Regions from separate parts of the Homo sapiens genome. Here region 2 is linked to region 1. A link is an interaction called in ENCODE POLR2A ChIA-PET data of the cell type or tissue named here. Cell type or tissue: PC-3. All regions are shown on one strand. Region 1 has its middle 56 kb from the start of BCAR3. Region 2 has its middle 48 kb from the start of MIR760.

Region 1 (5,000 bases):
TCTGAGGATCTAGAGGCTGCTCTCTGTGCAGTTAAAAGTGGATGGCCCAGCTTGTGGCTGAGGCTGGAAGCCTCTCCCTCCACAGCATGCCCCTTTGACTTTGTGCTGTTAACGCCTGTGTCTGTGGGAAAGAACATCTCTGTGGACATGCTGAGTTTCCTAGGCCTGGATGCCACACACACCTAGCCATTGTTGTCGGCATTTGGTGTCACCATGAGCAGCTTCCTGGGTGACAAGATACCTGCCGGAGTTGACTTGACTTTTCTCCCCAGATGAAAATGCCTTCCTGTTGTGATTTTGTGCCACCACGTATCAAATTTGGGCTGGTATTTCGGAGGCTCTTTTCTTTTTCTTTCTTTCTTTTTTTTTTTTTTGAGACGGAGTTTCACTCTGTCACCCAGGCTGGAGTGCAGTGGCATGATCTCGGCTCACTGCACCCTCCGCCTCCCAGGTTCAAGCAATTCTGCTTCCTCAGCCTCCCGAGTAGCTGGGATTACAGGCATGGGCCATGATGCCTGGCTAATTTTTTATATTTTTTGTAGAGACGGGGTTTCACCATGTTGGCCAGGCTAGTCTCAAACTCCTGACCTCAGGTGATCCACCCGCCTCAGGCTCCCAAAGTGCTGGGATTACAGGCATGAGCCACTGCACCTGGCCAGCTCTTTTCTTCCATGTACTGTACTCATTTTTTAGGCATATTCCATCCCCTTAGGGCAGGGCTGAGTACGTAATTGGTAGGGCTCAGTGCACAATGAACATGTAGGGAGGGCCTCATTCTAAAGTTATTAAGAATTGCAAGATGACAATCGCAGAGCATTAAACCAGCTGTGGGATCCTTCCAGCTCAGGGCCCTGCATGCGTTCTAAGAGGCTACATTTCTATAGGCAAGGTTAACTGGGTCAAAGATGACACTATACATTTTTGGTCATTTTTTATTTTAGAATATTTTAATACTGTATTAAAAGATTAAAACATAAAGATTTTAATCAGTCATTACTAGTTCTTTTTTAAATATAGAGGTCCTTAAATTTGGGAGATATGAACATCTAGGCACCCCTTCTATTAACACTTAACTGATTCTAATCACTACTTAACCCTAATTTTCACCCATCCTTGAGTAGCACTGCATTTCCCATCTCACAGGCTCCTCTGTGGCTCTGAAATGTCTCGTCTTAACTGGAGTAGGGGTCATCTAAGGTTGCGGCAGCTGTCATGTAACCATGCCACCCAGAGAGGACAATTTCCCTGGGGAAAGGAAGTTTATTTCCCAGTTGTACCGCTTGAAACCCAGGGAGCAGAACCTGGGAGATTAACACCTACAGCACAGAGGACGAAAAACGTTCAGTATTGTCCAGCAAGTCAAGGTGGGAATTCCAGGAGATTAGAGGCAGTGCCAGGTGCCTTTCCACCAGTTGCTTGGGTGGGGTCAGGAAAACATATCCTCAGAGGACAGAGGCCAAGGCTTTGCCCCTCTGCTCTTCCCACGGCTCCTATTCTCTGGCCCTGGCTCTCAGGTTATCCTTTGTTCACCTGAAGGGTCCTAACTAAAGTTGCCAGATTCAACTAATAATAAATACAAAGTTCAAATTTAACTGGATAGACTGTATTTTATCTGGCACCCCCAGTCCTAACCCTGGCACCCCCCGCCCCACCCTGTCTTGGCTGACTCAGGACTGGCTTCTTAATGACTGTAACTGCTCCCCGACCAGTGCTCTCCCCACCAGCATCTCCCACCAGGCTTCCTTGGACTTAGCTGCTGATCTGCCTTGCCCTGCCCTGCCCAGCCCTCTGATGGGGACTTCACAGACAAGCTGTTAACCACCATGGAAGATGCCAGTGCCAGGCGGAGACTCATCTCCGACCTGCGGTCAGCTCTGCCGGGACCTCTGTGCATTCCTTCCCAGTGCAGCTCATCCTTGGCACTGAGACCCATGGCGGGGGAGGGCGGAGCACAAGCTTAGCTCCATCACCGGCCTGCAGGGTAGGCTCAGAGTGCATTGAGGTGGTAACTGTGGCTTGGGAATGCCTATTAGACAAGTTATTCTCCTCAATTTCATTTCATTTTAAATTTCCCTTTTTGGAAATGAGCATGAAAGTATTGAGTGTCAGGAATGTCCACATTTCTTGATGATATGTCATTGAATCCTCATAACAATACTATGAGGTGAGTAATATTGTCCCTACTTTGAAGATGAAAAAACTAAGGTTCCACCACCTTACTATTGGTAGATTTCAAAGCTTGAATTAAACTCTGATCTTCTAAATCCAAGCCCAGGAGCTGGGTGCAGTGGCTCATGCTTGTAACCCCAGCACTTTGAGAGGCCAAGGCAGGAGGATCGCTTCAAGCCAGGAGTTCAAGATCAGCCAAGGCAGCAAAGCAAGACCCCGTCTTTAAAAAATAAAAATAAAAAAATAAGGCTGGCATGGTTGTGCTTGCTTATCCTAGCTACTTGTGAGGTTGAGATGGAAGGATCACCTGAGCCCAGGATTTCAAGGTTACAGTGAGCTATGATCACATCACTGCACTCTAGCCTGGGTGACAGAGCAAGAGCCCATCTTGAAAAAAATTACCCCAAGCCCATGCTTTATTGTTGCACAGTTTCATCATTGACCACCCAAACAGAAACTTTTGAATAATTAATTGTTCATACCTCACTCTTTCTCCAATCTGATCCCTATGTCCTTATGATTTTGCCACTGAAATGCCTCTTGATACCACTGTATTGGCTTCCTAGGGTTGCTGTAACAAATGACCACAGACTGGGTGGCTTAAAACAACATGAATTTATTCTTACAGTTCAGGAGGCCAAAAGTCCAGAATCAAGATGTCAGCAGGGTCGGTTCCTTCTGGAGACTCCAAGGGGAGAACCATCCTGTGCCTGTCTCCTTGCTTCCGGTGATTGCCAACATCCCCGACATTCCTTGGCTTGTAGCTGCATCACTCCAGGCTCTGCCTCTGTTGTCACATGGCTTCTTCCCTGTGTGTCTCTCTGTGCTTAGGTACATCTCTCTCTCCTCTTTCTTATATAGGCATCAATTACTAGATTTAGGGCCCTCCCGAATCCACTATGTCCTCATCGTAACTAATTACACCTGCAAAAGACCCTATTTCCAAATAGGATCACATTCTGAGGTTCTGGGTGAACAGGAATTCTTGGGGGACACCATTCAACCCAGTACAACTGCTATCTCTCTACTCCAGACTTTCACCATCACCACTGTTCTGCTTTGAGGCTTTCCCCTCTCCAATTCATACATTGCTCAAAAATTTGCTTTCTGAAAAGCAAATCTGACCACAGCACTCCACAACTTAAAAATGGTCACATATCTAAATGGCTTCTAGCAGTGGTTCTCAAACTTGAGTGTGCAAAAGGATCACCTGGAGAGCTTCTTAAAACTCAGGTTAGAGAGCCCCATCCCAGAGCTTCTGATCCAACAGGAGAAGCTGGAATCTGCATTTCAACATGCGTAAGATGATTCTGATGCAGATGGACCGTAGACCATGCTTTCAGAAAGGTCTATAGCATAAAATGCAAAAGCCTAACAAAACCCAGCACACAGAAAGCACTCAACGAAAGTTAACCATGATGATTTTTTATTTTCATAGCTTTGCTCATTTTGCCTACTTTTCCTGGGAATTTTTTCCCTCCTTTTATCACTTGGAATAGTTTCTTTTATCCTTCAAAATCCAGTGACGAGGCCATCATCTCTGTAAAATCTTCCTGGACCCCCTTAGTGCCATATTAGTTACTGTCTTCTTGTCCATTCCCCCATAATTATTGCTGGTATTCTTTGTTCCATTACCATATTATGCAAAGGAATCACACATATTTCTGTCTACATACATGAACAGTTTGAGGGCACCTACCATTCTGTAGGGCTTAGTAGAGTGTCTGGCATATTTTATAATTAAACTGCTTATTGGCCAGGCACGGTGGCTCACGCCTGTAATCCCAGCACTTTGGGAGGCCAAGGCGGGCAGATCACCTGAGGTCAGGAGTTTGAGACCAGCCTCTAACATGATGAAACCCCGTTTCTACTAAAAATACAAAAAATTAGCTGGGTGCAGTGGCACGCGCTTGTAATCCCATCTACTCAGGAGGCTGAGGCAGGAGAATAGCTTGAACCAGGGAGGTGGAGGTTGCAGTAAGCCGAGATCGCGCCATTGCACTCCAGCTTGGGCAACAAGAGTGAAACTCCATCTCAAAAACAAAAAATAAATAAATAAACTTCTTATCACATCTCTTCATACAATTGAATGTTCAATTTATTGTTTTAAAATGGAATTGCATGATTCTTTTCTTAATTTAATTCAATAATTATACTAGCTCCTCTTTCTTCCTACCACGCTGTCTGTTTTCTCTCTCCCAGATGCTCCAAGTTTCACACTGTGGTCAGTGTGCAGTGACTAGTCTGGCTGGATTGTTTTGCATTCCAAATACCTTATTTAGGAACTAGGGCTTACCACCCACTCATAGATACAACCCTCAATTCTGGTGGCAGGAATGTTCTTTCTCTGCTCTGCCTGCAGAATCCATAGGAAGGCCACCAAATGCTGTGCTTCAAACTCCTAAGGAAGTTTGGCTCCTACCAGTGGAAGCTAGAAGCTTATTTACTGGCGCAGGCCATGGAAGCGAGCTGCCTTGGTCCAAAATATCATCTTTTCTCTCTGAGAATATTATCTCAAGACCACTTTATGCAATAAATGGATAAATGAGCTTTTCATGGGCCTGTAAAGATTTTTGAGACTTGAAAAACTATATGTATTTTTCAAAATAAGGAAAGGAAACTCCAGAATCAAAATTGATAAATTGAATTAAATGTCTACAAAATATAAAATGATTCCAACTAGCCAGCTGCATCTGAGCTCAACTCTGATGTGGTTATATATGTTCTATTTCATGTGGAGCACATTTTAATAATTTTTTAATATGGGATGTGGTCTCCGAAAGCAAAAGTGCCTGATGTTTGGGAAGTTCTCAAAATGATCCCATGTTGTC
Region 2 (5,000 bases), 61 kb before region 1:
GACTGGTCTAAAGTCCAGCAATGTAAACAAAAACCAAACAAGATCGTGCTGGATTACTTTGAAAGATTTGAAAAGGGTTTTAGACAATATTTGGAAATGAATGAAGAAAGTCTAAGGAATCATCAGAATGATTCTATTTTAATTTTAACCTTCTTTTAGAGATTGGATGAGCAATTGGCCAAGGTGGTCAAAATGCACCAAATAAATTGGGATTCTGTGCACACTTTGGAACTAGTGAAACTTGCGATAAATTGGCCAGTTATACAGAATAAGAAAGACAACGAAGCCGCTAAAATCATGAATTTACAGATTCAACAACTTACTGCTCAGTTTACCTGATCTAAACAGAGGCCTTGCTTTCAAAAGAAGCCTCAGAAACATCTAAAGATGTTTGTTGTTATTGCAAGAAAACAAGACATCTAAAGAAAAATTGCAGAATACTGAAATGGGCATAGAAACAAAAGGAAGAAAAGGAAAAGAGGAATACGGGCTCCGAGGGAATCAAGAGGGCTTTCCCTTTTCTTTTGCAATACTCTGCGGGAAGTGGAACTATGTATAAATAGAGAATAAACGAAAGCATTAGTTGACATGGGAGCTACCCTTTCTGTTCTCAACCCTACCTTTTTAAAGAGTGTTCTTCCTCAGCGTAATCAAACAGTTCAAATGATAGGGATATATACTCAACCAGTGACTACATACAAATCAGAATCTCTGCCTTTCCAATAGGGAAATTTAGATGAACATCCTTCTTTTCTTTGGAGCCTTCTACACCGATACATCTTATGGGAGGAGATTTTCTAGAACTTTATAGTGCTCATACTTCTTTTTCAGAAAGAAGAAAAATATTTTAAAAAAATAACTGAAAGAGGATTGATTCAAAATTATAAATCAGAAAATTCAGAGCAGATAATCATCCAAATTCAGTCATCAAATATTAAGACAAATAAAGAACTTGATGCTTGCTTTCCTTCTTATTTATTTATTTATTTATTTATTTAGAGACAGAGTCTCACTCTGTCACCCAGGCTGGAGTGCAGTGGCACAATCTCAGCTCACTGCAACCTCTGCCTCCCGGGTTTAACCAATTCTCCTCCCTCAGCCTCCAAACTAGCTGGGATTACAGGTGCACACCACCACGCCCAGCTAATTTTTTTGTATTTTTAATAGAGACAGGGTTTCACCATGTTGGCCAGGCTTGTTTCGAACTCCTGACCTCAAGGGATCTGCCCACCTTGGCCTCCCAAGGTGCTAGGATTACAGATGTGAGCCACCATGCCCAGCCATCTTGATGCTTTATTAAGCCAAATCCCTAATTATTTATGGTCTGAATCATCCACCAATGTCATAAAAATCTTAACAGCTACCCCAATATGGATATGAATGGATCCAAATAAACCACTTCCATGTCCAAATATTAAACAATAACAGGAAGCGATAATAGAAATAAAATCAATAATCAAATATTTTATTGATAAAGGATGGATTATCTCTTCCACCAGTCCTTGTAATACTCCCATCCTCCCAGCATGAAAATCTAATAGGAAGGAATGGAGGTTTATACAAGATTAGAGAACCATTAACAAGATTGTGATTCCCCATCATTCAGTAGTCCCAAATCCCTACACACTCCTTTATTTAACATACCAGTAGGCAGTGAATTTCACTAACTGATTTATGCAGTGCTTTTTGTTTATTAGCATACCAGTAGGTCCTGACAGTCAATATTTGTTTGCCTTTACCTGGAACAGCTGTCAATATACCTGGACTGTTATGCCTCAAGGTTATACTGGAAGCCCAACTATTTTTCAAAATATTAAGGGCTGAGATGGCTGAGCTAAATTTTGAGGAAATTCCACTCTAGTTCAGTATGTGGATGATCTCTTGTTATGCTTTTCCATTCTTCATGATTGTAAAAAACACACCCTGTAATTGCTGGAACAATTAGCTGAAACAAGACATAAGTTATCTAAAGAAAAATTCCAATATTGCTTAACAGAAATAAAACATTTGGGAAATTTAATTTCTAAGGAGGAAATACATATAAATTCAGATAAAGTAACTGGAATTTTTGCATACCCAACTCCAAAGACTGAAAGACAGCTTAGGAGTGTTTTAGGCTTAGCTGGCTACTGACACAGTTAGTTACCCAATTTTTCTTTCATGGAACAGTCTTTACATGCATTGTTGAAAGATCAACCTGACCCCATACATTGGATATCCTAAGAACAAATAACTATTCAGTAAATAAAGGAAAATCTTACAAGGGCGCCTGCTTTGAGCCATCCAAATTATCAGCTACCATTTTTGTTCTTTGTTTATGGAAGCCATGGCATCATCCTGGGTGTTCCAGCCCCAAAACACGGGGGAAAATATAGACCTGTTGGCTCTGATAGTCAGCAATAGACTCTATAGCTCACGGGCTGCCCCCTTGTTGGAGGGCCATTTCAGGCATTATCATATTTCTCAAGGCTACTCAGGAAACTAATGGAGGCTCCCTTGACTATATATGTACTTCATTCTGCAGAAGCTTTTTTGAATTCACATCATACACAATATTTTTCTGTCAACTGATTGGCTTTATTACAATGTACTTTTACTCTCTGCTCCACACATTACCCTCTCTTGCTGTAATACTCTTAATCTCACAAGTTACTTCTTGAAGCAACTGAGGAGATTACCTCATGACTGTATGGAACAGCATACAGTCTGTATGCTGTATAGTTCTATTACTAATAGAACAGCTTTTGATGCCCAGTCAGAATTTGCAGGAGATACCACTACAAAATGCTGATGTTACCTGGTTCACAGATGGATCATATCTAAAGGATAAGTTTGAAAAATACCAAACAAGCTATGTCGTTGTGTCTCATGTAGACATCATAGAGAGCAATTTCTTGCCTAAAGTAAAGTCAGCACAGTTGGCTGGATTAATAGTACTCACCAGAGGTTGTCTAACTGGCCAAAAATCAAATAACTAATATTTATACTGACAGCCATTACACTTTTGGTGCAGCTCATGTCTTTGGAATGTTATGGAAACAGCGAGGTTATTTAACCTCCTCTGGACATCCTATTAAACATGGCTCTCAAGTTTCTGATCTTCTGGAAGCCATCCAGTTACCAAAAAAAATTGGCTATTGTTAAGAGTCTTGGACATTCCAAACATGACTCCCTGGAGTGAAGGAGATAATTTTGCTGATGCTGAGCAAAAAAAATAAAAATAAAAATTAGCTTAATGCTAATATCAAATGAAACTGTAGAGATGGCCATGTTTAAAGTGAAGGGGCTCAAGAAAAGGCTCCAAAGCGGAAAAAGCAAATATGACTAAGGGAGAATGCTTTTCCCCCAACTTGCAAAATATAATATAGACCCAGTGACAGGAAAGCACATCCCTATTTTGCCTTTGGGATATCAATTTCCTATATTACAGCATGTCCATGAACTCATTCACTGGGGACTTGAGAAAATATTTGCCTGGGGAAAACACTATTACTGGAAACCCTCACCCACAGTAGTTCATAAGGTTTGTGCTAAATGTCCAATTTGTCCTATATATAATCCAGGAAAGCCTCTTCTAGATCTCAAGGGCATTTACCTTTGCCCACCGGCCCTTTCAATATTTGACAAATGGATTTTATCCACTTACCTCCAGCTCAGGGTTATAAATATGTATTGGTTATGATTTATATGTTCTCTCATTGGGTTGAAGAATTTCCTTGAGACAGTAGGAAAATGTTTGTTGGAATGGATAATTTCCTTTTGAGGAATTCTTTCCAAATTACATAGAAATAGGGAACTCATTTCACTGAACAGATAATTCACTTAATTTGTATAATCTGGCCTATTTTCCAATATTTTTATTGTACATACCATGCCCAGTCTTCTGATTGGTAGAATGAATATATCAAAAATAAAACCCAGCTAGAAAATTATCGAAAGCTTTTCCTATTACTTGGCCCCAGGCTCTTCCACTGGTTTTGCTTAACCTAAGAGCAGCTCCTTCTGGAATAATATGTCAATTATCCCATGAGATAATTACAGGTTGACCTATGAAAGTAAATGGCAGTTTATATGAACCAACTTTACTGAAAGGAGATATACTCCATTATTAACAAAGCTTAACTAAACTTCTTTTCCAAACAAACTAAATTGTAAAAAGAGCCTTAAATGCAATAGAGGCAGGACTTGGGACATTAAGACAAGTTGAGAATGTATTTAATGAAGAAAGACATTTACAAGAAAAGTTGATACTTACCAACCTAAGTAGAATAAAAAGCATACTCTTTCAGAAGGAAAGTGAGGGTTGAGAAGCTGCATGGAAAGATAATGATGCTATTGCTAAATGGGTGAATCAAACTGCCTGGCTAACGAGGGACTATGCCAAAGCCCAACAATCAGAAAAAGCATGGGTTCAAATTCAACAAGGTTATTGACCATGCTAATCCAAATGGAAGCAGAAGTGGCCTCTAAAACGTGGCCAGTCGTTTTGGATGCAGAAGCACAAGGTATACATTTATGGAAAACATATGGGCCCTCTTCTTCCTGGAAAATTGCTACCAGGGTACACAGCCTGTACTCTTAGGGCTTCAGCAACCCACATATACAGTAACCAGAAATATAATGCAGTATAGCTAGTGGAAATTGGGATCATTTTTAATAATACCCGTGTTCTCCCAACAGGCAGTTGATGGAACCATACTAAATAATAATATTTGGAATCCAATTTCAGTTTTAGATTGCAAACAAATTCAGGAAGAATTGTTCTGTCCCCAGAACATCTGGAATCCTGAAATCATGGAAACATGGTTCCTAATTTTTACCCCTATTCAAAATAATATATAGGAAATGGATATTTTTGTTTGGAAGCGAAGACAAATAAGACTATAAGTGTTGGGGAGGAGCCAAGATGGCCGAATAGGAACAGCTCCAGTCTACAGCTCCCAGCGTGAGCGACGCAGAAGACAGGTGATTTCTGCATTTCCATCTGAGGTACCGGGTTC

What was found. ChIA-PET counts read pairs that join two places held together with the same protein. Peaks named below come from ENCODE experiments on the same cell type or tissue, not always from the same donor. Only the 100,000 strongest peaks of a DNase experiment are listed, where the experiment ranks them.
Region 2: POLR2A ChIA-PET joins it to region 1 with 14 read pairs; 4 of 35 experiments call an interaction of 5 or more read pairs at or near these places.

What each region holds. Positions count from the first base shown.
Region 1 is chr1:93,735,410-93,740,409 of GRCh38, reverse strand. It overlaps a transcript of BCAR3 not described here. Among named protein-coding and RNA genes, the nearest start is that of BCAR3, 56 kb to the right of the region's middle. RefSeq lists an enhancer at 1,643-2,842. In PC-3, no CTCF peak of the experiment used is centred here; DNase peaks (open chromatin) are centred at 1,919 and 4,449; H3K4me3 peaks cover 626 bases; H3K27ac peaks cover 4,558 bases.
Region 2 is chr1:93,796,574-93,801,573 of GRCh38, reverse strand. It overlaps a transcript of BCAR3 not described here. Among named protein-coding and RNA genes, the nearest start is that of MIR760, 48 kb to the left of the region's middle. In PC-3, no CTCF peak of the experiment used is centred here; a DNase peak (open chromatin) is centred at 3,023; H3K4me3 peaks cover 374 bases; H3K27ac peaks cover 4,305 bases.